2 separate regions of the Homo sapiens genome follow, and region 2 is linked to region 1. A link is a loop called in an ENCODE intact Hi-C map of the cell type or tissue named here. Cell type or tissue: PC-3. All regions are shown on one strand. Each heading gives the region's core, and the rest is flanking DNA. Links, peaks and the distances in the headings are about the cores only.

The links. A loop is a pair of places that touch in the nucleus more often than their neighbours do. Peaks named below come from ENCODE experiments on the same cell type or tissue, not always from the same donor. Only the 100,000 strongest peaks of a DNase experiment are listed, where the experiment ranks them.
Region 2: a loop joins it to region 1, with 8 times the contacts of the local background. A loop is called at or near these places in 1 of 110 quality-filtered maps.

What each region holds. Positions count from the first base shown.
Region 1 is chr11:84,869,105-84,872,028 of GRCh38, forward strand. All of the region lies in intron 6 of DLG2 (discs large MAGUK scaffold protein 2), which reads right to left. Among named protein-coding and RNA genes, the nearest start is that of DLG2, 760 kb to the right of the region's middle. In PC-3, for the core only: no CTCF peak of the experiment used is centred there; DNase peaks (open chromatin) are centred at 1,557 and 2,227; H3K4me3 peaks cover 1,376 bases; H3K27ac peaks cover 2,161 bases.
Region 2 is chr11:84,986,390-84,989,313 of GRCh38, forward strand. All of the region lies in intron 6 of DLG2 (discs large MAGUK scaffold protein 2), which reads right to left. Among named protein-coding and RNA genes, the nearest start is that of DLG2, 640 kb to the right of the region's middle. In PC-3, for the core only: no CTCF peak of the experiment used is centred there; a DNase peak (open chromatin) is centred at 1,502; H3K27ac peaks cover 1,165 bases.

The DNA of each region.
Region 1 (2,924 bases), core at 176-2,675:
TGTAATATCACTATTTCTCTGCATCTGGCTTATTTCTAATCTGTCCACAATGCACATCATACGGAATTGAACATACAAGTCACTGATACTGTTCTTATTTCTTTTCTGGGCTTTATAGGCTGGAAATAGTCATTACGTGGTAGCTACTGAGTGATCTGTGGTGCCATGGACCTTCCTATTTAGTAAGAGGCTTGCTTGAATTTTAGAATATCAGATGCAACAGGCGGTACCTAATGGATAGCTGGATTCAATGGCTGAGCCTTTTACTGCCTTCACATGTCACGGGCAAGATGACAAGGATGAGTTAAGATAGTTCTGTTTCATGCCATTTTTTAAATTAGTGTGGCTCTGTCAATCTCTGAAAGGTTGAACCTTATATATAATCAAAGTGAACAAAAAGCTTCTTCCTCTTCAATTTGAACTAACTCAGCTATGGAATCTACAAATATTACATATTTTATGCATCTGATGGACAACCTAAGCATGTAGAGAAGATGCTATATAAATCAAAAGATATATTAAAGGCTCCTGACAAAATTGCCACTAAGAGAAACCCTACAATAAATCATTTTGTATAACGATTTTCTCCATTTGTCTCTTCTAGACTATACTCTCTGAGGAAAGGGGCTGTCTCTTCTCAACTCCTGAACTTCAGAGCCCAGTACCACGCCTGGGTTGGTAGAGGACGAATAGGCAGTGGTTGGTAATAAACCTAAATAACCAACAACTAACTTATGCAATTTGTGAATTTAAATTAGGTATTTCAGGGTTTTCCTAAACTAGAATACTTAAGAGTATTTTGGAATATTCCCTTCCGTTTGGCAGAAAATATGTTTTTGGAAAAATGCCAGTGGAGATGTACATGTGTCAGCACAAAGATGGAAGGACTCAATTCCACTGGCTTCCTGGTTTATTGCATGGGTTTTTGAAAACATAAAAGGATAACCCATGAAGCTGAGAAATACACTAAATAGAGCAGGTTTTGATGAAAATATATTAAGTTCAATGTTGTACATGCAAAGTATGGAGTACATATATGCCATCAAGGTGGACATATAGATTTGTGTGTCATTAGCATCATTTTATGCATAATATGAGTGAATTACATCACCCAAAGAGAATAGATAAAGTGTATCCAGCCCCGGGAAGAGCGATGTTTTAGCAGTAAGTGGAAAAAGAGGAGCCTGTGAACCAGGATGAGAACAATTAGAGATGTCAGAGGTTAAATTGAAAAACACTCTTCCTCTCATTTTCTTTCCAGCAAGATCCTGTTATTCTTCAAGCTTAACAAGTGACCTAGAGGAAGAAAAGACTAAGATATTCCAACTGGTTTTTTGAAAAGGCCTGTTATGGTTCCTTTCCTCCCCGATTAATAGGATTATGAGAGAATGACATAAGAATGCTTTTTTCTTAAGAGAAAAATGCCTATTTTAATATTATTCCTATTGATCACTTCTGAATCACTCTCCAAGTAACTCGCAATAGCTGTTGACAATGAAGAAGTGAAATGCCATACAGATAGATGGGCATATGTGTGTCTTCCTGCCTATTTACATATATTCATCACTGTGTACATAATACACACATTTATATATTTACATATACACATACCTTCCCACTTAGTAACATGAACTCTTTTGACCCTTCCTATTTGTAGTGTGACAGAATATAAATGTGATCAAGTTCAGACTATTAATATCATCCTCTTCTTTCAGGGGAAGACATGCCCATGACAGAAGAGATTATTACAGTTTTTGGACCTGAATTTACAACAAAAACCAAACAAACAAAAACGAAGTGAACTAACATTTATTCAGAATCTATTATGTAAAAGAACTGTTCTAGGTTCATTATATTTATTATTTCATTTAACCATCCTTTTACAAAATGCACTGGCATTGTATGTATCATGATTGCAGCTAACAAATAGGAAACAGCCTTCGGAGGATAATGGCTGGGACATGTTCTGTTTCAGATATGCCTCTTCACACTTTTCTCTGCCTTCAACTACTCAATTTATGGGCATAATCACTCCAAACTTAAAGACAGGCCATAGATTTCCAACACCACTGGTGCGTATGAGAATTTACAGTGGAACTTCTGAAAGCTACTCAGACCCTTTTCCAGGCTTCCTGCATAAGGATCTCAGATAGCTCCCTAGAATCTTATTTTTCTAAAGAACCACAAGTGATTCTGATGCTGAGTCAGTATCGGAAATCACTGGCTGTGGTGTTCTCAGGACTTCCAGAAAGCATATGACAGTGTGGTTTGGAAAGCCATTAAAACTATAGTGGCTTAACAACCTTCACAACCTATTACCCAGATTCTGGAAGTTTGGGGACCACTATTTGTAACATAGGCTTTTTGTTTGTGTGCTTGAACCTTGAGGAAAGCTATAGTGAAGCTTGAGGAAACCATAAGATTGTTGCTAAATAACCAAAGGGATGAAGAAGACTCTTAAGTAGACATTAAAAGCATATGATTTTTTAATCTGCAAAAAAGCAAGCTGAAAAGAAATATAATTGGGTATAAACATTACTGGTGGGATAGAGAACTGAATTAGATTCATATGCTCTGAATCTAGTATATAACTACATCATTTCATTGTTTATTTATTTATTTATTTATTTATTTAATGAGACAGAGTCTCCTCTATCGCCCAGCCTGGAGTGCAGTACCACGATCCTGGCTCACTGCAACTTCCGCCTTGTGGGTTCAAGCGAGCATGTGCGGCTAATCTTTGTATTTTTAGTAGAGACGGGGTTTCACCATGTTGGCCAGGCTGCTCTCAAACTCCTGACCTCAGGTGATCCGCCTACCTCTGCCTCCAGCAGTGCTGGGATTTCAAGCGTGAGCCACCATGCCTGGCCTGATTAAGATTTAAGTTAATCTAATTAACTCAGTTAATGCAGTATTTTAAATGT
Region 2 (2,924 bases), core at 224-2,723, 120 kb after region 1:
TATTCCACAAGATAGAGAAAGAGGGGATCCTCTATGAAGCCAGTATCACCCTAATACCAAAACCAGGAAAGGACATAACCAAAAAAGAAGACTACAGACCAATATCCCTGATGAACATAGATGCTAAAATCCTTAACACAATACTAGCTAATCGAATCCAACAACACATCAAAAAGATAATCCACCATGATCAAGTGGGTTTCATACCAGGGATCCAGGGATGGTTACGTCCAATGTGATACACCACATAAAAAGAATTAAAAACAAAAATCACATGATCATCTCAATAGATGCGGAAAAAGCATTTGACAAAATTCAGCGTATTTTTATAATTAAAACTCTCAGCAAAATCAGCATACAAGGGACATATCTCAGTGTAATAAAAGCCATCTATGACAAACCCATGGCCAACATAATACTGAATGGAGAAAAGTTGAAAGCATTTCCTCTGAGAACTAGAACAAGACAAGGATGCCTGCTCTAATCACTCCTCTTCAACACAGTACTGGAAGTCCTAGCCAGAGCAATCAGAAAAGAGAAAGAAATACAGAGCATCCAAATTAGTAAAGAGGAAGTCAAACTGTTGCTGTTTGCTGATGATATGATTATTTACTTAGAAAACCTTAAGGCCTCCTCCAGAAAGCTCCTAGAACTGATAAAAGATTTCAGCAAAGTTTCTGGACACAAAATTAATTTACACATATCAGTAGCACTTCTGTACACCAACAGCGACCAAGTGGAGAATCAAATCAAGAACTCAACCCCCTTTACAATAGCTGCGAAAAATTAAAATACTTAGGAATATACCTAACCAAGGAGGTGAAAGACCTCTAGCAAGATAAACTACAAAACACTGCTGAAAGAAATCACAGACAACACCAACAAATGGAAACACATCCCATGCTCATGATTAGGTAGAATCAATATTGTGAAAATGACAAATGACCATACTGTCAAAAGTAATCTACAAATTCAACAAAATTACCATCAAAATAACATCATCATTCCTCACAGAATTAGAAAAAAAAATTTAAAATTAATATGGAAGCAAAAAAGAGCCTGCATAGCCAAAGCAAGACTAAGCAAAAAGAACAAATCTGGAGGCATCACATTACCTGATTTCAAACTATACTTTAAGGCCATAGTCACCAAAACAGCATGGTTCTGGTATAAAAATAGGCACATAGACGAATGGAACAGAATACAGAACTCAAAAATAAACTCAAATACTTACAACCAACTGATCTTTGACAAAGCAAACAAAAACATAAAGTGGGGAAAAGACACCCTATTCAACAAACAGTGCTGGGATAATTGGCAAGCCACATGTAAGAGAATGAAACTGGATCCTCATATCTCACCTTATAGAAAAATCAACTCAAGATGGATCAAGGACTTAAATGTGAGACCTGAAACTATAAAAATTCTCGATGATAACATTGGAAAATCCCTTCTGGGCATTGGCTTATGCAAGGATTTCATGACCAAGAACCCAAAAGCAAATGCAATAAAAACAAAGATAAATAGCTGGGACTTAATTAAACAAAGAGTTTTTGCATGGCAAAAGGAATGGTCAGCAGAGTAAACATATAACTCACAGAGTGGCAGAAAAATCTTCACAATCTATACATCTGGCAAAGGACTAATATCCAGAATCTACAATGAACTCAAACAAATGAGCAAGAAAAAACAAACATGAATAGACAATTCTCAAAAGAAGATATAAAAATGGCCAAGAAACGTAGGAAAAAATGCTCAACGTCACTAATGATCAGGGAAATGCACACCAAAAACACAATTTGATACCACCTTACTCCTGCAAGAATGGCCATAATCAAAAAATAAAAACAGATGTTGGTGTGGATGCAGTGAACAGGGAACACTTCTACACTTCTAGTGGGAATGTAAACTAACACTACACTATGGAGAACTAAATGCAGAACTACCATTTGATCCAGCGATCCCACTACTGGCTATCTACCCAGAGGAAAAGAAGTCGTTATATGAAAAAGATACTTGCATATGCATATTTATAGCAGCAAAATTTGCAATTGCAAAAATGTGGAACCAATGTATATGCCCATAAATCAATGAGTGCCTAAAGAAACTGATATTATATATATTACATATATGATGGAATGCTACTCAGCCATAAAAAGAAATGAATTAATGGCTTTCGCAGCAACCTGGATGAGATTGGAGACTATTTTTCTAAGTGAAGTAACTCAGGAATGGAAAACCAAACATCGTATGCTCGCTCATAAGTGGGACCTAAGCTATGAGGATGCAAAGGCATAAGAATGACACAATGAACTTTGAGAACTCAGTGGGGAAAGGATGGGAAGGGAGTGAGGGATAAAAGATTACAAATTGGGTGTAATATATACTTCTCAGGTGATGGGTGCACCAAAATCTCACAAATCACCACTACAGAACTTACTCACGTAACCAGACATCACCTTTTCCCCAACAACCTATGGAAACAAAAATAATAATAAAGAATACAGATCAGAAAGAAAGAAAGAAAATTCTCCTTATTTGTAGATGACATCAATTTCTACATAGGAAAATCCTAGTGTATAAAAACTCCTAGAACTAATGAGTTCGGCAAGGTCAGAGGATACAAGATAAACATAAAAAAAATTAGAACTCCACATATTAGCAATGAACATGCAGACACAAAAATTAAAAATACACTATTTACAACTGCTCAAAAAAATGAAATAGTATAACAAAACATATACAGGACTTGTATTCTAAAGACTACACACACAAATGAAATAAATAAAAGAAGTTCTTTTTTTGAGATGGAGTTTCGCTCTTTTGCCCAAGCTGGAGTGGAGTGGTGTAATCTCAGCTCACTGCAACCTCTGACCCCCAGGTTCAAGCAATTCTCCTGTCTCAGCCTCCTGAGTAGCTGGGAT